Linked DNA regions of Homo sapiens: regions 1, 2, 3 and 4 are each linked to region 5. The links are chromatin loops, found by intact Hi-C in ENCODE. Cell type or tissue: PC-9. All regions are shown on one strand. Region 1 has its middle 9.0 kb from the start of HPS3. Region 2 has its middle 26 kb from the start of TM4SF4. Region 3 overlaps TM4SF18-AS1 (TM4SF18 antisense RNA 1). Region 4 overlaps WWTR1 (WW domain containing transcription regulator 1). Region 5 overlaps TM4SF1-AS1 (TM4SF1 antisense RNA 1).

What was found. A loop is a pair of places that touch in the nucleus more often than their neighbours do. Peaks named below come from ENCODE experiments on the same cell type or tissue, not always from the same donor. Only the 100,000 strongest peaks of a DNase experiment are listed, where the experiment ranks them.
Region 1: a loop joins it to region 5, with 5 times the contacts of the local background. A loop is called at or near these places in 7 of 110 quality-filtered maps.
Region 2: it touches region 5 in a loop (4-fold over the local background); 4 of 110 quality-filtered maps call a loop at or near these places.
Region 3: it touches region 5 in a loop (8-fold over the local background); 6 of 110 quality-filtered maps call a loop at or near these places.
Region 4: a loop joins it to region 5, with 4 times the contacts of the local background. A loop is called at or near these places in 3 of 110 quality-filtered maps.

The regions. Positions count from the first base shown.
Region 1 is chr3:149,118,149-149,123,148 of GRCh38, forward strand. No RefSeq gene overlaps it. Among named protein-coding and RNA genes, the nearest start is that of HPS3, 9.0 kb to the right of the region's middle. In PC-9, a CTCF peak has its summit at 2,325 (motif pointing right); a DNase peak (open chromatin) is centred at 2,333.
Region 2 is chr3:149,446,082-149,451,081 of GRCh38, forward strand. No RefSeq gene overlaps it. Among named protein-coding and RNA genes, the nearest start is that of TM4SF4, 26 kb to the right of the region's middle. RefSeq lists an enhancer at 3,688-4,189. In PC-9, no CTCF peak of the experiment used is centred here; a DNase peak (open chromatin) is centred at 2,540; H3K27ac peaks cover 2,961 bases.
Region 3 is chr3:149,297,212-149,302,211 of GRCh38, forward strand. All of the region lies in intron 1 of TM4SF18-AS1 (TM4SF18 antisense RNA 1), which reads left to right. Among named protein-coding and RNA genes, the nearest start is that of TM4SF18-AS1, 15 kb to the left of the region's middle. In PC-9, no CTCF peak of the experiment used is centred here; DNase peaks (open chromatin) are centred at 1,090 and 3,060; H3K4me3 peaks cover 1,409 bases; H3K27ac peaks cover 5,000 bases.
Region 4 is chr3:149,574,073-149,579,072 of GRCh38, forward strand. The region is part of intron 2 of WWTR1 (WW domain containing transcription regulator 1); the gene reads right to left. Among named protein-coding and RNA genes, the nearest start is that of WWTR1-IT1, 75 kb to the right of the region's middle. RefSeq lists enhancers at 97-723, 724-1,350, 1,351-1,977. In PC-9, no CTCF peak of the experiment used is centred here; a DNase peak (open chromatin) is centred at 2,289; H3K4me3 peaks cover 1,014 bases; H3K27ac peaks cover 5,000 bases.
Region 5 is chr3:149,384,369-149,389,368 of GRCh38, forward strand. It overlaps TM4SF1-AS1 (TM4SF1 antisense RNA 1), which reads left to right. Exons shown (of 2, transcript NR_109810.1): 2 at 2,004-2,215. Among named protein-coding and RNA genes, the nearest start is that of TM4SF1-AS1, 9.1 kb to the left of the region's middle. RefSeq lists an enhancer at 2,400-3,599. In PC-9, no CTCF peak of the experiment used is centred here; DNase peaks (open chromatin) are centred at 843, 2,353, 2,763, 4,573 and 1 weaker place; H3K4me3 peaks cover 1,126 bases; H3K27ac peaks cover 5,000 bases.

The DNA of each region.
Region 1 (5,000 bases), 270 kb before region 5:
CTCTATCCAATGAGTGGCACCCACCCTACCCCCAGGGAGGCCCAAAGTAATCTACCATCCCCCACCCAATCGATGACCATTTTTTTCCCCGGCCTATCTCCTAAATACATGTCGTTGCCATAATATCGTCTCCTCTCCATCTCCACTGGTTCCACTCTAGCCAAGATCACTATCATTTCTTCCAAGAATTCCTGACCCCAATGTCAGTCATTCCAATCTACCCTCCACAATGGAAATGGATTGTTTTAAAATCCAATTTTGAGCAGGTAAGACCTCTGCCTAGAGTTCTAATGTCTCCATACTGTCCTAGGCACACAGTCCAAGTTGCTCAGTCTGGCTTTGGGTGGCCCTTCTCCCTACTTCCACCTCTCTCCCTGTTATCCCTTTACTCTCCCCGGCAAAGGTTTGTTCTGTTAACTCCTCTCTGGTCCCTCGGCCTGTGATACCTCTCCCAGAGGCCTTGGGCCTGCTTGTACGCCTTGCCAGCTTCCACCTTACAGGTGCCCCAGATTTCTGCTCGAACTTCAGTGCCTCTGGATAACTTTCCCACCCATGTGCTTCTGCCCAAGGCAGCAATTGTAACATGATGTGTTGTTGGTTTGCTTGTTAGCCCTTTCCAGATTGTGAGCTCTGGATATACTAAGTCCCATGCCACAGTAAAGCCTTAACGACTCCCGACAGAGAGGCAAACGGAAGGGTAACAGTCGCACCCACCCCACCCCTGGTGGCACCAGGCCAGCCTTGGGGGATGGCCACATGTGCCCACGTGGCACAAGATCAGGCCCCAGCCTTGAGCACAGTGCAGATGCCGAGCAGGTCATGCGCATCCGGAGCACAAACACTACTATTTCCAGGGAGCTTCCAAAATGCACCCTCTTCATTCGGGACTACACTTCCCTGAAAGCTCCACAGGGCTTTGCTCTGGGTTTCAAAGCTTTTCTTTCATCCAGACTACAGAGGCCAGAATTAATCCATATCTTTCCCTTTGCCGAGGGAACCAAGGCAGCCCCCGCCGGCTTTCTCCTGGCGAAGGTGTCTGCGAAGCCTCTCTTAGACTTGACAGTTTGGCACCTCATGGTGTCAATAAAGTTCCAAAAATTGAGACTTTGGATGGAGTGGAAAAGGTAGGACTCTCCACTGCAGCTGCTGGATTCTCCTGTGTCAAGCAGAGGCAGGTGAATAGAAAGGGATAGGAGACCCTATCTATCCCCCAAGTCTTTGCCTGCTCACACTGGCTTGAAACGTTTCTTGTTCTTTAGGGGTCCCAGTGCCCTGGGAGCCACACCTTAGGCACCTGCTACACAAAATAAGGTAGGAGCAGTGCAGCCACTGGCTGTTCTCTGTCTCTAGGGAGGACACCTATATAGGGCCCCAGCCTTCCCTTTTCTCTTGCTCCTGGATCTTCAGTCCTCAAATTCCACTCAGTTCCTGCTTCAGGAACTATTTCTCCCAGTCTAGGTTCAAAGATCCCTTCCCACCAGCCTGAATCTTCAGCCTCTGCCCTCCAACTCTGATATCCTAGCTTCTTTCAGACTACTTTTCCTTTGGACTCTGGCATCATCCGTTGTTACTTCATATAGAGAATGTCACACCTCTGGTGTCCCATTAGTGTTAGTGCTACAAGTCAGCCAGGGGCTTTCAGAAGCCTACCTGGAAAGCATAGTTCTGTACTTGGGTCTCAGTTTCCCCACTTGGTATGAAGGCCCTTGGATTCAGGACAGAGAGAAAGAACGTGTGGAGATAAGTGGTCTTGGCAATTACCTTCATTGGGCCTTAGTCCTCTAATTTGTTAAATGGGAACCATTATCCTTAACCAGAAAAATCAGCCTATATTTTGTCCCCATCCATCAGATTTTCCTACCCAACAGTGCAACTTTTTCCTTCTACCAGGGGGGAAATCAAAATCCTAGGGTATATAGGAGAGGAACCACCATTACTATCCAGATACTCTGGCTAAGGTTAGTCATGCAGCTGTGTTTGGCAGTTGCAGGCATCAACCAGGGTCATGCTTGGGAGCTAGAAAAAAACCCCTGGAAGCTATTAGTGAATGGTGGTGTTCCTTATAATGGGAAGATGTGAAGATGAGGCCACTCTGGGGGAGGATGCCCTTGAGAGGAAGTGGAGGTAGGTGGACCAGTCAGGTTCCAGTTCCACAGCTATCAATTACTCTCTGGGTCTCCGTTTCGCCTTCTGTATGATATGTGTATGTAGGGGAGGGGTGTTTTGGGGAGGGGAGTGGTCATTGGCACCTTTTTCCTGTGTTAAGAGTGGTCCTACACCAAGAAAATTAGATTATTTGTTTAGGTTCTCATCAGACCTCCAGATGTCGCTATTGACTAACAGTATTCGTCTGAAGAGCTATTTAGTCTGTTTAGAACTTGAGGACATACTTACATATTTTTATACACATTAGTTAGAAAAGTGAAACAGCACCTTAGAGTAAGGGCTTCGATATAGTCAGTGCTCTAAGCACAGAAAAAAGGGGTCTATAAACTCAGCGGTTCCTAAACTTTGTTGCAAATTGGAATCTTTAAAAAATACTGACTTCTGTGTCTAGAAATTCTAAGAGGGGTTCTGTGTCAAGGATGCAATGAAAGATAGTGGTAGGAAAGCTTGGTTGGAGGTTGGAGAGAGACACAGGCCAGATAACACAGGGCCTCACAGGTCAACCTAAGAAATTTTACCTTTAATCTCAGTATCATGGGAAGCCACTGGGATGTTCTGAGTAGGCAAGTGGCACTATCTCTTTCTCCCGCTCTCTCATATTTTAAATTCTTGAACAAATATTTATTAAGTATCTACTATGTAGTTAGGTACATATAGTGAGCTTTACCTTTAAGTAGCAGTATAATTTGGAATAATTTTCTTAGTCATGTGTCTTGTGGTCTTTTAAAAAAATTCTACATATTTTAAGTATATAAATTTATCCTTATAGGTATATGCATGTAATGTTCAACATATGCATATACCTATAAACCCATCACCAAAATCAAGATACTGAACATATCCATCACTCCCAAAAGTTTATTTGTGCTCTTTTGTAATCTCTCCCCCTCTCTCACACCTCTGTCCCCCATTCGGACCCAGGCAGACTACTGCTTTCTGTTACTATAGATTAGTTTATATTTTCTAGAATTTCATATAAATGGAATTATATGGGATGAACTATTTTTTTGTCTGGCTTCTTTCACTCAGCATAATTATTTTGGGATCCATTTATGTTGTTGTGTATATCAATAGTTCATTCCTTTTTATTGCTGAGTAGTATTTCATCGTAGGGATAAAACACAATTTGTTTATCCATTCATCTGTTGATGAACATTTGGGTTGTTTCTGGTTTTTGACTATTACACATAAAGCTCCTATGAATATGTGTTCACAAGTCTTCTTAAAGACAAATGTTTTTACTTCTCTTGGGTAAATACCTAGGAGATGGAATGGTTGGATCATGTGGTAGGTGTATGGTATATGTTTAATGTTGTAATAAACTACCAAATAGTTTTTACAAGTTGTTGTACCTTTTGGATACCTACCAGTAGTGTATGAGAGCTCCAGTTGCTCCCCATACTCATCTACACTTAAGATAGTTAGTCCTTTTCATTTTAGTCATTATAAGTTTGTAGTGGTTTCTAATGGTGTTGTTGACTTGCATTTCTTAAATAATTAATGATGCTGAGCATCCATCCTTTCGTGTACTGATTTGCCACTATGTATCTTCTTTAGTGAAATATGTTTAAATCCTTTGCCCATTTAAAATTTTTTTTCCATTGTAGTGTTTAAAGACAGTTCTATGTATTTCTGGAAACAAGCAAATATTTTCTTCTGGTCTTGTCTTTTCATTCCCTTAGCAGTGTCTTTCAAGAAACAGAAATGTTCAATTTTAATGAAATCCAATACATATTATCCTATATATATATATATATATATATATATATATTTTTTTTTTTTTTTTTTTTTTTTTTTTTTTTTTTTTTTTTGGAGACGGAGTCTCGCTCTGTCACCCAGCTTGGAGTGCAGTGGCATGATCTCGGCTCACTGCAACCTTCACCTCCCAGGTTCAGGCAATTCTCCTGCCTCAGCCTCCCGAGTAGCTGGCATTACAGGCGCACACCGCCACGCCTGGGTGATTTTTTGTATTTTAGTAGAGACAAGGTTTCACCGTGTTGCCCATACTGGTCTTGGAACTTCTGAGCTCAGGCAATCCCCCTGCCTCGGCCTCCCAAAATGCTAGGATTACAGGCATGAGCCACCGCGCCTGGCCTATAATATATATCAATTTTTTTCTTCTCTGCATTGTATTTTTGGTGTTGTATCTAAGAAATTTTTGTCTTACTCAAAGTCACAAAGATTTTCTTTTATGTTTTCTTCTAAGAAGTTTTAGGTTTTACATTGTCTACTACCTATTTTGAGTTAATCTTTATATGGTGCAAAGTTTCAAAGTTTACTTTTTGCATATTGATTTTTAATTGTTTTCATGAATTACTTGAAAAGACTATCCTTATTACACTGAATTGCCTTTGTACCTTTGTCAAAAATAATGTCAATATATTTTTTATTAAATATAGTGAATTATATTGATTGATTTTTTCCAGATGTTAAGCTAACCTTGCATTTCTGGGGTAAACTCTTCTTTGTTAATATATTATTCTTCCTATATATTGTTAGATTTAATTTGATAACATTTATTTAGAATTTTTGCATCTGTTGAGGTACATTGGTTTATAGTTCTCTTTTCTTGTGATGACTTTGTTTGGCTTAGTCATCAGAGTAATGCTGGCCTCACAGAGTAAGTTGGGAAGTATTTTCTTTTTTAACATTTCCTGAAAGATTCTGTAGACTTGGTATTTTTTTTCTTCCTTAAATATTTGGTAAATGGATACATGAAATCGTCTGTAGGTATTAGTTTTCTTTTTGAGAAGGTTCTTAGCTACAAATACAATTTCTTAAATAGATACAGCTATTCAGATTATTTCTTTTTGAGTGAGCTTTGGTAGCTTGTG
Region 2 (5,000 bases), 62 kb after region 5:
TTACAATTTTTCTACTCTATTCCTTCTGTAAGAGGGGAAACTTTTAAACTTGAGATCCACAGCCAAACGAAGTATTTTCAGGGTGACTTTATTACCGCTATGGGGCAAACAGAGAAAGTCAGACTTTTCTATAGGAGCAAGGTTTTGTCTAAACATGAACATGATTAAATAAATCAAAATTAAAATGTTCAGTTTTAGAGAAGAGTTAGAAAAACTACCTCTACTTCACCCTCTTCAGATGCCCCCACTGGAATAAAACTGCTGTTGAAATCTGAACCCTGTGTCTAACTGCCAAGTTGGAAACTGCCAGATCTGATGTATAAAATACAAAGTCTGCTGAAGACCCACAAAGTCATTATCCTTGGAACTGAAATTATATTTTCAATCAAGGAAAATAAGACATTTTTCTTTTTCCATTCCATTTTTTTCTAGTAATTTTTAAAAATATATAGTTTCTATAATTTTATTTTAAATTAAGCAAGTATTTGTATGATGCTTTGTAATACATAAAACACATGGGCCAGGCGTGGTGGCTCATGCCTGTAATCCCAGCACTTTGAGAGGCCAAGGCGGGCAGATAACCTGAGGTCAGGAGTTTGAGACCATCCTGACCAACATGGAGAAACCCTGTCACTACTAAAAATACAAAATTAGCCTGGAGTGATAGCACGTGTCTGTAATCCCAACTACTTGGGTGGCTGAGGCAGGAGAATCACTTGAACCCGGGAGGCGGAGGATGCAGTGAGCTGAGATTGTGCCATTGCACTCCAGCCTGGGCAACAAGAGTGAAACTCCAGCTCAAAAAAAAAGGAAAGAAACACACACACACACACACACACACACACACACACACACACACACACACACACAAACATATTACATATTTGAGACAGTCTTGCTCTGTCACCCAGGCTAGAGTCCAGTGGCATGATCTCAGTTCACTGCAACCTTGCCTCCCGGGTTCAAGCGATTCTCCCACCTCAGCCTCCCTAGTAGCGAGATTACAGGTGTGAGCCACTGTGCCCAGCTGGCCTTGAACTCCTAGCCTCAAGTGATTTGCCTGCCTCAGCCTCCCAAAGGGCTGGGATTACAGGCGTTGAGCCACCGTGCCTGGCCATATTGCCTTATTTAACCTTCACAACAACCATTTGAAGCAGATTAGTCCTCTTTGACAGATAAAAAATGTTAGTCCTCTTTGACAGATGAAAAAACTGAGACTCAATGAACCTAATTTCTTTATCCAAGGGTTCTAAGCTGCTAAGTGTCATGGGTAGGACTTAAGCCAGGTTTTAGATTCTAAACCCAGAGTTCTTTCTATTAGGTTGGAGCAAAGGTAATTGCGTTTTTTTGCCAAAGCAATGGCAAAAAACACAATTACTTTTGCGCCAACCTAATACTACATGTGGTTCTTCTCACCTCCAGTCATTTTCCTGCATGTTTCATTTTCAGACATTTTCCTGAAATCAAGGCCCACTGTGTGTTGAAAACATACAGAGGTTGCAAGACTCTTTGCCAAAAATATTTTCATTTAATTCAATTCCACACATATTTATTAAACTCAGTGATTATGACACAGAGGCTTGCTCTTTATTGGGAAGGCAGGGTATTACAGTAGGCTAACCACTCTGGAAACAGACTACCTAGGCTTGAATCCCAGCCCACCACTTTCTAAAAGCATTACCTTGGGTAGCTTACTGTGCTTACATTTCCCCATCTGTATATAGGGTATAATAATATTACCTACTCCATAAAGTTGTTATGAGAACTAAGTGATGTAATTCTTATCAAACACTTAGAACAATGACTGGGACTTAGTAAGAACCAAATAAATCCTGGTTAATATTTGGAGGGACAAAGATTTGTGGTGACCATAGCTACACGAATACCTATTTGAATGCATAAATAACTCTGCCACCTGCAGTAGGCCGATAATTGTAGTAGAATAGGTATTAATCAGATGTTATTATGGTTCTGTCTAGGAAAGCAGGAGCCCAGGAGGAGGCTGTTTGAGAAGGCCTGTGGGTGGAGGACAATTTTATAGGGTTTAGAACAAGCAGAGACATTTGGGGAGCAAAAACTATGGTGATCAAAATTAGTACTTGATTTAATGGTTGTTTAAAGCAATGCAACCACGGGTATCAAGCTTCAGGAGTATGACATAGAAAATGGAAGGGCTTCCAGACCTACCCATCTCCCCATCCCGAGGAAGCAACTGACTTGAAGAGCAGAACTTCCCAATCAGCTACTGTACAATGATGCCATCAAGTCTTCAAGAAGACAAGTGAAATATTCCTGCCGAAGAGACTAAAGCCTCCAGGTCACAGTGTGACTTCCCCTTCAGTTCTGACTTCCCCTATGACTTACCTAACTCACATAGCTCCTTGAGGACCCCTCCCTGCTTCTTCCTTCCCCCTTTCTCCTTCCTCTTCTTCCTTCCCTTCTCATATTATTCTACCTAATGGTGTTTTATGAAGAATGACTAAAATGCATAAAATCATTTTGTAAAAATGCAAAATGCCCTGTGGTTTAATGATGACTAAGCACAAAAGAAAAACAAAGCTGAAAATGCATAGCTATCTTTTAATCTTCATGAGAATTAGCTTGCTCAATGATTTCAAACGTGTTAATCATGCCTCAGACCCCTGGGCTTGATACTGTTTTATATAGGAGGTTTATGCTGGGTTTTGGTTTTGTTTTTGAGACAGAGTCTCCCTCTGTCACCCAGGCTGGAGTGCAGTGGTGCTATCTCGGCTCACTGCAACTTTCACCCCCTGGGTTCAAGCAAGTCTCCTGCCTCAGCCTCCTGAGTAGCTGAGATTACAGTTGTGTGCCACCATGCCTGTATTTTTAGTAGAGATGAGGTTTCACCATGTTGGCCAGGCTGCTTTTGAACTCCTGACTTCAAGTGATCCTCCCACCTCAGCCTCCCAAAGTTCTGGAATTACAGGTGTGAGCCACCACGCCTGGCCTATGCTGTTTATAGAAAAGTAAACTGTGACATAGAAGCAATTTTTCTTAAAAGAAGCCTGTGATTTAGCAGTAGAGCTGGCGAAAGGCCTGCAAGACCTGGCTTCTGGCTGGACTAGCAGCCTAAAGGTAGCTTCCACTTGCTTTAGACTGAGACCTTCTTCTGCTACATACTCTAGCAATTGAGGGGGATGCCCTCAGGGATATAAAACTAAGTTATGGAAAAAAGCCCTGTAACCACATGTTAATTCTCAGCCCTGTAAATTCTCATCATGGCCCCTTACTGGACAAGTCTTTCCGCCTTTGTGGTAGTGACTCTGTCCTTTTGATGATAGTTTTAAGTATCTTTCCAGATGGCCAACGTAAGGTTATTTAATTCAGTAAAAAAACATTGTTTTCCTCCTTTCGAGACTCTTTCTAAGGAAATTTTCCAGCTCCACAGGATGGGACAGAGCCTTGATGTATTTTTCTTTCCTGAACCTAATTGTGGAAAGAAAAGCAAAAATAAAACTAAAGCTGGAAGCAAGAGGCTAAGTCCTTAAAAAGAAAAAAAAAACCATAAAACTTTCTGAAGGGGAAGGAAGATAATCTTAAGAATGTCTTAAACATAATGAATATGTATTTCCTCTGCAAGCCCTAAACCAGGGTGATATATGTAATTCTATATTAAATAATGCTGAGGTTTCAGAAGTTGAAGTCACTGTGTTGCAAAGTGACATCTTAGCATCTCAAGCTGGGAGGAAGATTGATCCAAATCAGAGCTTTTCACCTGGCGTGTCTTTGCCTCTTTCCCCCAGAGAAGCCTCTGGGCCCAGGGTGGAGACTGCTGTATCCAGGAGGTTTAGGAGTGGTGTTCAGGGAATGCAGTCTCCTGCCAGCTTGGAGGTCTGAAAGAATGTGGCAGGTCAGTTCTCTCTGGCCTCCTCCCCTCTCCATACGGCTTGACTGTTTCTTTTGATCTCCTCCGAGATCTGACAATGCTCAAGACTTTCAAACAGTTGCTGGAGCCTGCTGCAGCTCTGACCTGGCTGATATGGCAGGGGGTGTTTCTGTGGAGAGCAAGGAGGAGACAGAACCAAGATCTTATCCCAGGGAACACGAATGAATTCTAATATATCCATTATCATACCTACTCCTCCTTCAAGTACACCTCTCCTCACACTCACACAAAGAAAAGTAAACATCAGAGCATCAGGTCAGGCTCCAAGGAATCTGTATCTGCTTAACATAAACTTTTCAGTAACTTCCATAGGATACTTCTGTGGAATTTCCTCCAGATGAGGGACACATTCAAGCAAGGTAACTGGCATCGAAATCAAACAGATCTACCAACTCAGCTCTGCCATTCAGCAACTTTGTGGCCCCGGTTTTTCCATCTCTAAAATAGAGATGATTACATCATCTCCTTTGTGTGGTTGTTTTGAGAATGAAATGAGATAGCACATGTCAAGCACATGGTACTATTCCTGGCTCATAATAGAGCATCAATAAATATTAGTCTTCCCTTGTCCAGTGCCATTTCACACAGGTCCAATTGGAATGTGCTAGACAACTTACCCAATCCTGCTACATTCTCATCATGGCCCCTTACTAAAAGCCACAGTAAAATTTGGAGAGATCTGGAATGTTCTACAAAGAAAGATAGCTCAACCCAAATTTAACTTTAAAAATAAGCATTTGTGGAGCACAAGCTATGCTCTTTGTAGGTACTTGCAGTTAAAGATAATTTCTGGTTACCTATGGCCAAAATCACCCCAAAACGTAATTTTATTAGTCTGTTCTTGCATTCCTATAAAGGAATATCTGAGACAGGGTAATTTATAAAGAAAAGAGGTTTAATTGGCTCATGGTTCCATGGGCTATAGAGGAATATGGCAGCATCTGCTTCCGGGGAAGCCTCAGGGAGATTGTACTCATAGTGGGAAACAAAGTGGGGACAGATCTCTTACATGGCAGGAGCAGAACCAAGAAAGAGAGATGGTGGAGGTGCTATACTCCTTTAAACAACTAGATCTCATGATAACTCACTCACT
Region 3 (5,000 bases), 87 kb before region 5:
CTGCACCGCAGGCATTTTCTCCTTTATTACAAGTTGTTGTGCCAGATTATTTTTAGAGATCCTTTCAGATCCACACATAATATATCACTCTGTTTCACCATTTTACCCACTTCACCAATAAATTGCAGACAAAATTACCAGATAATGACCTGATTGAACTAGGAACTAGTTGTTCTGTGGACCTCACATTGTAGATCCTTCACAATGTTCCACTCCTTTTTCCAAATGCAAATGACACAAGTATGTATGAGAAAACTTTTTTTTTCCCTTTGGCATGATGATAAAATTACAACCATTTCCGCCTATCCATGGTCCTAGTATTCTTAAGGATAAGCAAACAGTCATTTTATTCTTCAAAGAAAACAGAACAATTTTAAACAGACTGGTTAATCAAAACTAGACAAAGCCCCAACTCCTGCAGTTAGGAGTAGATCAGGACTTCTGTGGGAAAGAGACCAGGGGAATCTGGCACAGCTTAGAGATATTCAACAAGCAAAAAATACTGGGATGGAATAAAGTGGCAGGATGGATAAAAGAAATTGTATTGGGAAAAAAAACTATGTTTTACTTTCTTTGTTCCCTAACTATGAGCTATTCCTACTTCACTATATATGTGAATGATGGTTCTAAAGAGGGAATCAGATCATTCATGTATTCAACATTCAGCAAATATTTGAGACTTCCTGTGCCCCTAGCCTTTTGGCCAATTGCTATTGGCTATATATATGGCCAATATATATTAAAAAGGGGGCCAGTATAATGAGTACAGAGGGTCTGCAATCATGGTGCAGCCACAAGTAAAATATGAGTAGTATTTATGCTTTTCTACACTCTCATATGTATTGCCCAGCTTATTTACTTATTTACCTGTTTACTTATTAAAACCAACCCCCACCTTCAGTGGATGAATATTTGCCAACTCAAATGACAGTAAAAAACGGTGCAGTGGCTCACGCCTGTAATCCCAGCACTTTGGGAGGCTGAGACAGGCAGATGGCTTAAGGCCAGGAGTTTGCGACCAGCCTGGCCAACATGGTGAAAACCAGTCTCTACTGAAATTACAAAAAGTAGCCGGGCATGGTGCCACATGCCTGTAATCCCAGCTACCTCGGAAGGCTGAGGCACGAGAATTGCTTAAACCCAGGAGGCAGAGGTTGCAATGAGCTGAGATTGCACCACTGCACTCCAGCCTGGGTGACAGAGTATGACTCTGCCAAAAAAAAAAAAAAAAAAAAGAGTAGAAGGAATTATAGCCACAGAATTTTCCAGGGCAATTCCAGAGGAGACCCAACAACTGTTAGGGACTATGCCCCTATTGTTAAAATGTCTATATAACCTCTGAGGCTGATGACTTTGAGAACACCTACACTGACTTGAAAATTCACATTCTGGTGTGTTTCTTTCTTTCTTTGAGACAGTGTTAGTTTTACTCTGTCACTTAGGCGAGAGTGCAGTGGTGCGATCATGACTCATTGCAGCCTTGAACTCCTGGGTTCAAGCAATCCTCCCACCTCAGCCTCCCAAGTAGCTGAGAATACAAACATGCACCACCACACCCGGTTAACTTTTCAAATTTTTTTTATAGAGACAAGGTCTTGCTGTGTCGCCCAGGCTGGTCGAGAACTCCTCACCTCAAGTGAACCTCCTGCCTTGGCCTCTCAAAGTGCTGAGTGTGCTTCTACTGAAAACATTTACAGTATGTCATAATCACAACTTTTTAGCATACTGTTAGCTAAAAAATAAAATATAGGCTGACTGCAAAAATTTACTTGCAATTCATCGTTTGGACCTCACAATAACTTTTCTCCATTGAAGCAATGTTGCAAGTGGTTGGTAGATTTCATTTTTGCCTTCCCAATGCCTTTGTAAACCCAAATGTAGACAAAATAGCCAAGGATAATTGCTACTAAAAAATATCCATTTAAAATGAATCCATTGGAAACTGGAAACAAACCAAAATATTGTATTAGGATTTTATCATGAGAAATGAAACCAATCAAGAAAATAAGCTTATTTTATCTTATATTATGTTAAACCCTACTGTGTAAAATTTATTAAAAATGGCACTTATTGTGGCTCAAACCAATATTTAAAACAAATTTGATTACATTTGTAAGTCTTTACCAAATCTTAGAATGAACCAGGAATAAATCAAGTGTTTGGATTTGAATGTTACGATTTTTGTTGACAAAGCTGTAAGAGGGGCACAATATCAAGTCCTTTATTTCACTGTTGATTTTTGCAGTACCTTCACAAATAGGGTTATTTTGCCTAAATATTAGAGGGCACTTCACTTTTTCGAAGGGCATCTCTTAATCTATGCTATTCAAACCATTCTTTTGAGACACATAACCTATCATTACCCCCTTTGCTTTTCTTCAAACATTTACTAGATTCTTATTTGTCAAATCTTTATGTGTGATTTAAGTAGTTCCTCATCACATCTAATCACTTAAATCCTGCTATTTGCATTTAATTGGCATTCTGTTTGCTTCATGAGAGTAACAAATATACTGACACAATAAATATGGAAATATATTTGTATCACATGGGAAGAAATGTTTAAATGGAGACTAATATCATAAGTGGTCACTTCTAAGAAACACTCCATTCTCATGTAATTATATTTATAGTAAAAATCATAGAAGACAATGCAGATACAAATCTGACAACTAAGAAAATTGTAAAAATTATGGAATAGTTTTAAAACTTTTTCCTTGAATGTTGGCTCTTTAAACAAAGAAGCCTTAATCAGAGAAATTTACGCATAAGCATGTGATTCTGAATGAGCCTTTTCAAGGACTTTATGTATGAGTATTTGACTTTTGAGGTTAATAGAATCAATTCTTTAATATGGGTTGAGAAATAAAAATAAAGTCCTAAGCTTCTCCAACTGACTGAACACACCATCTCTTGGCCCAGGGGACTCCAGAGAAACCTTAGAAACTGAGTTCCTGGCCATGATGGGCTAGCAGGTCGAACATGCCTCAGTATGCCCCATTCCTTCTAACCTTTAACCAGAATTCTTTCCTAAGGCGTAAGTAAGCAGAAACCAGCTCTGGAAAATGAGAAATGGATGACTCATTACTTTGTCAACTTTAGCCAGTCCTCTGAGGCTGCCACAGGACTCCCTTTCCCACATTGCAGTTTCAACATGACAGCTCACCAGTTAAACCATAAATCCCTTCCTGATAAGAGACCAACAACCATGAAGTGGTTCTGGCCAATCTATGCAGGGTGCACAGCCAGGGCATTTGTGTCCTCCCCTTCATCTTTTGACATTAGGGGGCTGAAAACTCCACTCTCAGATCATGCTAATGCCACAATTTTTTGTACAGGGAATTCATGAAGAGGCATAAAGCTCAATTGTGAAGCACATGTTTCTCCTTTAATAAATATTCATGACTCCTCCTACAGCCTAATAAAAAGGTATTTTCAGCCACTCTGCTCAGCATAAATTCCCGTTTCTTTCAGCACTACCTTGAAGTGCCTGTTTCTGGCTTCTGGCCAGAGGTTACACTTCCCAGCGTGTCAGAATGGCCACCCTGCAGGTTGCAGCCTTTTGTGAGAAATAAAGCTGTCCTTTCCAAATGTATGAACCTTGTGATTCTTCAGCTGACAGGGTAATTCATCTGAAAAACGTAGTTTTTCTTCTTGGAAGTGGACTTCCAATATCATGATGCTAAAAACATGTCATACTGTAATAAGAGCTGTTTTGTACTTTTACAGAAGGAATTTTTAAAAATTTATTTTTAGTTTTTGTGGGTACATAGTAGGTGTATATATTTGTGGGGTACATGAGATATTTTGACACAAGTATGCAATGCATAATAATCACATTAGGGTAAATGAGGTATCCATTACCTCAAGCATTTATCTTTTGTGTTATAAACAATCCAGTTGTACTCTTTTCATTATTTTAACATGTACAATTAAATTATTACTGACTATAGTCACCCTGTTGTGCTATCAAATAGTAGGTCTTATTCATTCTTTCTAACCATTTTTTGTACCTATTAACAATCCCCACTTGCTCTCCACTACCCCTGCCCCAATACCTTTCCCAGCTTCTGGTAACCATCCGTCTGCCCTCTATCCCTGTGAATTCAATTGTTTCACTTTTTAGCTCCCACAGATAAGTGAGAACATGTACAGTTTGTCTTTCTGTGCCTGGCTTAATTCACTTAACATGATGGCCTCCAGTTCCATCCATGTTGTTGCAAATGACAGGATCTCATTCTTTTTAAAAATATATGTAACATTTTCTTTATCCATTTGTTTGTTTATGGACACTTAGGTTGGTTCCAAGTCCTGGCTATTGTGAACAATGCTGTAGGTATCTCTTCGATATACTGATTTCCTTTCTTTTGGGTATATACCTAGAAGTGGGTTTGCTGGATCATATGGTGACTCTATTTTAGTTTTTGAGGACCCTCCAAACGGTTCTCCATAGTGCTTGTACTAATTTACATTCCCACCAACCGTGTATGAGGATTCCCTTTACTCCACATCCTTGCCATCATCTGTTATTGCCTGTCTTTTGAATAAAAACCATTTTAACTGGAATGAGATGATATCTCACTGTAGTTTTGATTTATGTTTCTCTGATGATCAATGATGTTGAGCATCTTTTTATATACCTGTTTGCAATTTGTATCTCTTCTTTTGAGAAATGTCTGTTCAGACCTTTTGGCCATTTAAAACATTAGATTATTAGATTTTTTCCTATAGAGTTGTTTGAACTCCTTATATATTCTGGTTATTAATCTCTGTCAAATGGGTACTTTTCAAATGTTTTCTCCCATGCTGTGGGTTGTCTTTTCACCTTGTTGATTGTTTCCTTTGTTATGCAGCAGGTTTTTAACTTGATGTGATCCCACTTGCCCATTTTTGCTTTGGTTGCCTGTGCTTGTGGAATATTACACAAGAAATCTTTGCCCAGTCCAATATTCTGGGGGGAGAGTTTCCCCCAATATTTTTTAGTAGTTTCATAATTTTAG
Region 4 (5,000 bases), 190 kb after region 5:
CAGGCTGGAGTACAGTGGCATAATCATGGCCCATTGCAGCCCCGACATCCTGGGCTGAAGCAATCTTCCCACCTTGGCCTACTGAGTACCTGGGACCACAGGCACCTGCGACCACACCTGGCTCATTTTTTTTAAAAAATTTTTTTTGTAGAGGTGGGTGTCTCCTTATGTTGCCCAGGCTGGTCTCGAACTCCTGAGCTCAAGTGATCCTCCCACCTCAGTCTCCCAAAGTGCTGGGATTACAGGCACAAGCCACCGCACCCAGCCCAGTATCAGAGATCTTTCCATATCCATCAAAGACAACAAACATGATAGAAGAAACTGAATGTTAGCCCTTTGTTTTGGGCCTCACAACCAGGTGGGTCTCTTCCAGTCAGGCCCCCACCATTGACCTTCCTTAGACATACAACAAAAGGAGCATGATTGTTGTTTCTGTTAAACACACCTCACTTTTGAATAACAATGGCCTCCTTTGAATCTTTAAGGTAGGAAACCACTTTTACTTTCGTTATGTTTAATCAGTCTAGAAACTTCCTTGCATTGAAGTTGTATTTGTCTTGTTTTCTTTTCAGTCTGTCTCCTCATTTTTAAATGCTTCCTCTGCTAAAATTGTTATTCAGATTTCTTAATGCAAGACTTGAAGGTATTGCCAAGGGGAACTCATCCATTGCCTTGCGTGAAAACTTGGGTCTAAAGGTCTAAGGTTTTAGAATAAATGTGATTAAAAAAAAAAAAAAAAAGGCCGGGGGCGGTGGCTCACGCCTCTAATCCCAGCACTTTGGGAGGCCGAGGCGGGTGGATCACCACAGGTCAAGAGTTCGAGACCAGCCTGGCCAACATGGTGAAACCCCAGCTCTATTAAAAATATAAAAAGTAGCCGGCATGGTGATGCACGCGTGTAACCCCAGCTACTCGGGAGGCTGAGACAGGAGAATCGCTTGAACCCGGGAGGTGGAGGTTGCAGTGAGTTGGGATCATGCCACTGCACTCCAGCCTAGGCAGCAGAGTGAGACTCCATCCCCCCCAAAAAAAAAAGATGGGGAAATACTGAAGTAAAGAGATGAAAATCATTTCCCTAAGTATAAAGTAAATAATAATAAAAACAATAGTTTTAGTTTACACTTTCAGTTTCACAATTGTAGTTCTGTTTAAAGCTTTCATAAAATCCATCAACTTCTGGGCAGGTGGAAACTCATAGCCAGCCTCAGGCTTGTCACAGGCCTTCCAAGTGAGGAACTAATTGATGAGGATGTCAAAATTAAGTAACTCCCTTTAGCAAAATAATTAGACCTAAGAAATGCTTTGATTATTCCTTCAGAACTCATTCTATTAAAGCAGCATGTTTTCCAAGGCAGACATGTGCTACATAAATAGTTTTCACTCTGGTACCAGAAGGAAAAGAATCCTTCTCTCTTTCATAAACCTTTCTTAGACTCTCTGACATCATGGATATTGATGCTGTGCTAGAACCAACATCAGCACAGGCCCCGGTGAGATGTGGAAATATACATCATTTGCTGGAAGATGTTCAAGGACACTTCCGTGGTCAGAATTTCAGCTACCAGCTCTAGGAATAATACAGGAGCTGGAATGATGCATTCCTAAATGCTCGTCCCCCACTCTCCCCTCCCGTTCTGAACAAGTGGGCTGTGGCTCCTGAATGCGGCAAGAGCAGGAACATCTAGCATAGGAAGCCCAGCATCTGAAGTGGCAGATGAGCTCATCTTGCCCCAGGAGTGCCAGCACAGCTTGCCAGCCTAAATCCCCTGGGACAGAGTGTGGGGCCTTCTGGGTGGACCTCATCCTGACAGTTCTGACCGAGCTTACCCATGGCTTGAAGTCCCAGCACTCCTGCAGTGCAGTGGGAGCCTCCACGGCCCACCCTTCAAACTCCACACCCAGCCAACACATTTAAAGGAGTTTTGTTCCCAGTGGATTTGTTAATTAAAAGTGTCACTCACAGCATTCCCCAAAGGCTGGAGTACAAGAGGGAGCCTTTCTTAAGTGAGCAGTTCTCATTGCTCCAAAACAACTCTGAGAAGAAAGCCCAAATTCCTGGCTCTGCAGACCAGTCGACCTGACATCAGCTGTAAGGCTGCGCTAACATGGTGTCAAGAGTGGCTCCCAGGCTGAATGCAACAAGTAAGAGTGAGCTATTGCTCACAAGAGGCACTTAATACAGCCTTGATGATTTCATCTGAAAACTAAATTCTCCTATTGTTCTAATCACTTAGTGCCTCAGGCTCCAGCTCCCCCTACTTCCCACCACTTCCCAAACCCAGGATACGCCATTCACTCTTTCACTCTGCTGTCTCATCTCTGCTCCCTCTCTCAATGTTACTGAGTCATTTCCTTTCTCGTATTTCACAGTGTAATCTCAGTGTTTGCCAGGACCCACAATTTAGCTAGATTAATCCCCACTTCCCCGCTACTCCCACCTCCTTCCTGGCTTCACTCCCTTGCTTAGTCTACTTCAAGAAAAACTCTCTGCTGTTTTAAAAGTATAACTTCCCTTGGAAATGCACACACATATACAAATATATTTAACCTGCCTATATATGTGTATTGTATAAATACATACACTGTACAGGTTTCATATTTGAAAATGGAACAAAAAAGGAAAAAGAAACATATCAAACTATTTATGGTGATATATGCAAATAACAGGCTCACTGGTAATTTTTTTTTTCTTATCTAAACTGCTTTGTACTTTCCAGATTTTTAGCAGTGATTATGTATTGTTTTCACAACCAGTAAAAACAAAAATACTAATGAAGGTACAAAAAGACAAAAAAGAAAATTGATGCATGAATACACAGGTCATAAGGTATAAGCAGCACTTTGGGAGGCCGAGGTGGGCAGATCACCTGAGGTTGGGAGTTCGAGACCAGCCTGACCAACATGGAGAAGCCCTGTCTCTACTAAAAATACAAAATTAGCCGGCTGTGGTGGCACATGCCTGTAATCCCAGCTACTCAGGAGGCTGAGGCAGGAGAATTGCTTGAACCCAGGAGGCGGAGATTGTGGTGAGCCGAGATCGCACCATTGCACTCCAGCCTGGGCAACAAGAGAGAAACTCAGTCTCAAAGAACAAACAAACAAACAAACAAAAAGAGTTCCTGAAGATAAACTACACTTTTGGCTCCTATCTTCGTGTGGCTCAAATCAGGGGACAAATGGAATCAATCACCTGATCCCATGCTGTTTATAAAGAAAAAGAATAGCAGTTCCTACGGGGAAGAAAAGCTTTTCTTGACAGTAAACATTTTTTTCCTCGACTTAAAAAAAAGAAAAATCCTCTACAAGTGCTTCCCATGGAGAGCCCTGGTGGTATGTGGGGTTAACGGTACCTGTAACAAATATAAGCGGGAGTGGGCTTTTTCCCCTTCCTTCAAGAGCCCCTTGGACCACTACTTCCCAGACAGCCTCCTTCTCTCAGTCCCAGAAAGACCAACCAATTCCTGGCCTCCAATTACATTATGAGTCTCTGCTTAGAGAACTGCCCAGGTTGGACAAAAGCATGGAGTTTGCTAAGGGGCAAGAAAGGTCACCACGTCTCTGAGAAGATATTTGGCTGGAAATGGTAGGTTATGAAAAACCATGTCGTGTGAAATCAGTTTTCCCTCATGGATTAATATTTTCCTCCAGAAAGACGCAAATGTAGAAAGCCATTTTATTTAACAGGTAAATTGTGTGTTTGGGGTTAAAATGTTTTGAAATTGGTGGGGTGGCACTCCCACCCTCCAAGTCACCCTCCCCTCAGACTGGCCTCCCCATCAGCCTGCGGAGGGGGTGTTAACTTTGCTCCAGTTTCCTCCTCTCAAGCCACTGCTACCTCCTTCTACCTCCTTCATGACCTTTCACCTTGATGAGGGCAATGGCCTCTGGGCTTCCCTTCTGCCAATCTTTCTGGTTTTCCTCCCTTCCTCCTTCCCTCCCCCCACCCTCTCTGCCTGACAATCCATTCACTATCTCACCTCCAGGCACATATCCCAAGGACACCTGGTATCCAAGTCCCCCTGGGTCACCATGGCCCATGAAATAACAGCACAACTCACATAGGCATCTCCCAGACACAGCAGCCTACTGCCAGACTCTGTGGGCTCTGCAAAGACCACACGCAGTTGTGGAGTCACATATACCTGGGTGCCCGGGTTTAATATTAGCTCTGACCCTGTGTGATCTAATTGGATATCCTAGTCACACTACCCATATGCATGAGACAGGGGTAAAAAAGCTAACAATATACTGGTTCCTCACTGTGAGGATAAAGCAGGTCTGTTCTGGGAATATTATGACCACCAAAGTCACTTACAGATTTCATGGCCAGTTCTCCTGGCTTCCCAAACTCACTCAGCAGTGAGTGCAGAGAAGGCAGCTCTGGCCTTCCAAGGTTGGCAACACTTGGTTCAAGTTTTTTCAACAACCATAGATCGTATACCTATTATGCATGATGGGTGATGTACTGGTTAGGTGTAAAAATCAAAAACATTGTGCAAACATAGTAAAGGCAAAGATAAAAATCTTATCTGTAAAAATAGAATAATCAGGCCGGGCACAGTGGCCTGTAATCCCAGCACTTTGGGAGGCCGAGGCGGGTGGATCACCTGAGGTCGGGAGTTAGAGACTAGCCTGGCGAACATGGAGAAACCCTGTCTCTACTAAAAATACAAAATTAGACAGGCATGGTGGTGCTACTCGGGAGGCAGAGGCAAGAGAAACACTTGAACCGGGGAGGCGGAGGTTGCAGTGAGCTGAGAGAGCGCCATTATTGCACTCCAGCCTGGGCAACAAGAGTGAAACTCCATCTCAAAAAAAATAAAATAAAATAGAATCCTCCAGCTTCTTACCACCCAGGAAAAGGCCTGGTGTTTTTGGATGAATTTACCCACACTAACTTTATGATGAAGGAAGCCGTATAACAAGGACTTTCTGAAATAGAGAATCCCATGTAATGTATTTTGTATTGCTGGAAGCATACAAAGATATAAAAATAGGAA
Region 5 (5,000 bases):
CCAGAAGGGCTGGTGTGACTTCCTCTTGAATGGGTGAGCTGAAGGCATCCAGGGCACCTAGGGCAACTAGTGCATAAATACTTGAAGGGGAAAGGACTCTCATGTTCTGATTTGAGTATCATTTCCTTGGGTTGAATAATTAGAGCCTGGCATGTGAGATGTGGAGGGCTTCAAAGACCATTTGATTTTCAACAGAAAACGGTCTATGGTTTTCTAAAACGACACACCCTGATTCAGCCCAAGGGAAACAGAATGTCTGTGGGTGAGGCCAGGAATCTGCATTTTAAGTAAGTCCTCCAAATGACTCCAGTGCCCAAGCAGAGTTGAAGTCCACTGATGTAGGTGGCCCAACTTTCTAGTTTTATACATGAGGCTACGCAAGTCCAGCAAGGTTCATTTCAGTTGAGAAGAAAAACCATTGATTAAAATAAAAAAAAAAAACCCTAAAAACTTTAAACTGATGAATTCATGTGTTTGCACCTTTTGAACCCGGTTCACCAAGTGGTTCTCTTTGTGAGGCAGGAGAAGTAGCAGGCCACTTGCAGCTCCTCTCTCTGTCTGATGGGAGACCAGGTCCTCCCTGGGAAAAGTAGCAAGTTCTCTCCTGCTGGCCTCCTTCCACAGATCACAGCTGCCTTTGGGGAGAATGACAAAAACTGTTCAGGGTTCCTGGGTAATACGTATCCAGTTTCTGTGCATTCAGGGGAAGAGGAGCGTGGAGCAGAAGGAGAGTGGGCACATGCAAGTCACTCTGATGCCGTCATTTAACTTTACAGCTCCGTTGTGCAAAGCTGTTTACAGGTGAGGAAACTGAAGCTCATCTGGGTTAAGCATGCAGGCCAAAGTCACAAGGCTGGCGAGTAATTAGGCCTGGATTCCTCCTACGCAAGTCTCCCTGACTCACATACCCATGCTCTTTCCTTCACACACTGGGCTGATTTTACTACAATGTTGATCAGATTCGGGGACTGTTTCTTTGGCACTTCTAAATAACACAATTTTGAGACATTAATCACTTGGATTCTACTTTAATTCGATGAATGATTTCAAGGTTAACCTGATGTCTCAAAATTAAAGCTACAGCTCCTGTTCTACAAACTTGGTTTTACTGTAGCAAAATAGAACTATCAACAAACAAGAGATGTGTGCAATGAAAAGTTTTTAAAAGAATTGTCTAGATTCAGTAGAGGAGAGAAATAATAGGGCCTATTTTCATTTCCTTTACCCTGGTCTAACTTGTAAAAGGATTTCCCTACCTGTGTCACTGGTCATGATTGCAAGTTGTCCAGGTTCTTGGCGTTTTGAACAAAGAATTGGACAAAACGCCCAGCAAAGCAAAGAATGGAGCAACAAAAGAACAAAAGCAGGGATTTATTGAAAATGAAAGTACACTCCACAGTGTGGAAGTGGGCCCGAGCACCAGCTCAAGGGCCCAAATACAGAATCTTCTTGGGTCCAAATACCCCTGGAAGTTTCTCATTGGCCACTTCATGCTTACCTCATGTAAATGAAGTGGTAGCCCGCAATCAGTCTGATTGCTTGCAGAAAGCAGCCAACCAGAGGATGAAGTGAAGTTACAAAGGTCACACTCCTGTGCAAACATCTGATTGGTTGCAAAAAGCAACCAATCAGAGGGTAGGGTGAAGTTACAAAGTTATACTTCTATGCAAACTGAAGACTCCGTCCACAATCAGTCTGATCAGAGCCACAGTCAGACCATTCAGAGTCTGGAGTGAAGTTACTAAATTGCAAACAAAGTCTCTACCAGCAATAAGTCTGATTTGTCGCTTACAGACAACTTCCCAACTGCCACGCAGAAAAGGTCAAAGGGAGTAGCCTCTGGTCCTTCTGTTACTGAGGCATGGAAAGTTAGGGTTTTCCTTTCAATTTAGTTCTAGGAAGTCAGTGTGAAAAGCCTTAGGTTCCCTGCCTCCAGTCTCTATTCTCCTGCCTCACATGGCCTTTTGACCTTATATAAAATATGCTTGCTTTTTTGCAGAAAGGTTGGGGTGAAACTCTCCACTCCTGCTTTCATACCATTTGAAGTTCAGACCAGTGAGATTTCCATCAGTTGGGAGTTGAAGATGCCACAAGGACAAGAACTGAGGATGGTTTGCTCAGAGCTGATTTTTAGACACCATTTTCCAGGGATCCCTGGTGACAGAGGAGCATTTTTTTTGTGGTTGAGTTCTGAATTAAAAAGTGTCGTACTATATATTTGTTTGGTCATTTCTATGACTTCAGCACTCTCAAAGACTTGGACAGAAGCATAAATAAGAGGCAGTGTGAGCATTCTCCAAGTAATCATTCCAAGTTGGTGAGTTCATACTCCACCTAGACCTCATGGCCTCGCCACTCTCAGTCAAACTGGTTTTTGTGGTTGTCAAAGTCCAACATGGCAAATTTCCCACTGATACTAAGTGAGTTGAAAACTCAAGTTACAGTTGATTTTGCCCTAGGGAATTTTACCAAGAACAGCTTTACAGCAGTGGAGAGTTGAAACGTGTGTGTGTGTGTGTGTGTGTGAGAGAGAGAGAGAGAGAGAGACAGAACGAGTGAGCATATGTGTTAGAAAGACAGACACCCAAAAAAATGTCAGATTTGGTTTGGCTACACTTCTTGCTCTTCTGGCCCAGGTGGACAGTTGACCTTCCTTCCCCCTACCTGTTCATAGTCTCTGACTGGCTTTGATGCGGGAGAACTGAAGTCCAAATAAGCATGACCCTAGCCTCTAATACAAACACCGTGCTTCAGATTTCCTCCCCAGAAAGGGAGTTGAGATTCTAACTAGCTGAGTCATCTAGTGACAACTCCCTTCATTGTGTTATGTTACAAAAACATAGTTGTTCACTATGGGAACCCGGATGGGAAATCCATTCCACTTTCAGGTTAAACCGTTAGCCTGGCCAAATGACTGTAAGATTCTACAAGGTCCTGATTTTTCAATAATGCCTTCACCATGATTTGGAAATTACTTTTTCAGACTTAGAAGGTGAGGAAAACTTGAGCAAGAATTGCAAAGGAACTGAAAAACCAATTTGAAACATAAACATTATCTGGAATGTTTATAATGCATGTATTCCTTGTCCAATAGAAACCAAATAAGCTTCTCTGATGAGACCCTTCAGAATAGCTGTCCCTAAGAGGAACTAAATCAGGAATTGGGGATAGCTGGCAAGAAGACATCAAAGAAAGCTCAGGATGTGGAATCTCTACATTGCCCTGGATCTTCTTTTGCAGGTGCAGGTTCCTAGAGTTCTTATTCACCATCCTGAGGACACCAGGGGAATAAAAAGGATTGCAGGGCCTCGTCCTTCTTGACCTTCTCCCCCTCTGATTTCCTGACTGTCTTCTCAGTGGTCCTGATGTCTTCTATAATGACTCGATGTTTTTAGGAATCAGAGTCCTGGACACAGAGACACATCCAGGTTTGGCACCAGGCTTGTGTGAGTTCTTTTCTATTTTTTTAATGAAGAAGAAGGAAGAACATAAACAAGTGTAAGTGGAAAGCATTTTTTTTCCTTCTAGATCACATATGTGACATTTTACAGGGATTTCTTCTAGGTTGTCAATACATTAAAGACAACTAAAAAGATTATTACAGGGAATTCTTAAAGTCTTAAAGGAAGATAGTCTCACAGGAGGATGAGATCTCTGACAAATCAATACGTTAATTATTGTCTGAAAAGGACGTGGAGCAAGATTTCCCCCTCATTTTCATTCTTCAGTTAGAGCTTCTGATCAACATAAGGATCATTCACCCAACAAATATTTACTGAGTAATCCCTGAATGTCAGGCATGAGTCTAAGAGCGTCACACTCATATCTTACTACGTTCCACAGCAACCTTCTGAGGTAGGTGCTATCGTAAACACTATCACACAGGGTATAAAACTGTAAGAGCTTAAGTGCCTTTCCCAAGGCTTCACAGATTGTCCAGCGTGGCCAGAATTTTAATTCAGGCAGTCTAGATCCAGAGCCTCTTAATCACTGTACGGTGTTGCCTCCAACCTGGAGGAACTGGTCTGAAGAGAACAAGTATTACCACGAGTGTTAATACCATTATAGGTAAAATACACGTAGTGCCTAGATATTGGTTTCTAAATATGGTTCTCCAATGAAAGGAATGAAGGCACTTTGGACTTCGGAGAAGTGGTGGCTGATATCAGGGCTGAAACAACAATATGAGATGATTATGGAATATTTTGTGCTGGTGTTCTGTGTTCTTTCATGAGATGATCATTCAGGTGAGGTCACAAGAGGACATATAAGGAGGCTCAGGAAAACACAGTTTACTGTACTCACAGATCCTAAAGACAAGAGGCACAGGACACCACAAAGGGCCTTGGGGGAAAGCTCTGGGGTGGCCAGGAGGCAGAGGGGCAGGAGTGAGAGGAGATCCAGGCCCATGGTCATGTGAAAAGCAGGGCAAGATGAACTGTTTAGGTTTGAATACTTTCCATAGGCTCTAAGCCATAGAGGTGTCCCCTAGTTGCCTGGTACCTGGCCTTGGAATGACTAAAGCAGAGAAGGGTTACCTCTTGTGTGTATAGCCAAATAGAAGAGATAAGGATCTGGTCTGGTTAGTTTACATATTAGAGACATGCTCCTGGCTGAGAGGGGTGTTGGTCTCTGTCCCCAGCTCTACTGGGAAAGGATTCACTTTGAAGCTTACTCAGGTTGTTGGCAGAATTTATTTCCTAGTATTTGTAGGACTCATGATTTTTCGAAGTCAGCAGGAGAGCAAGACTCTAGAGTGAGTCTACCAGCAAGACAGATCCTTACATAATGTAACACAATCACAGGAGTGACATCCCATCACCTTTGCCTTATCTTATTGATTAGAAGCAAGTCACAGGTCCCACCCACACTCAAGAGGAGGGGATTATATGAGGATGTGAATACTAGGAGTCAGGGATTTGGCGGGGACATGATAAAGTTGGCCATGGTGATGCTGTGTTCTCATTGCATCCTATGAGGTGGTTTACCATACCCCTTAG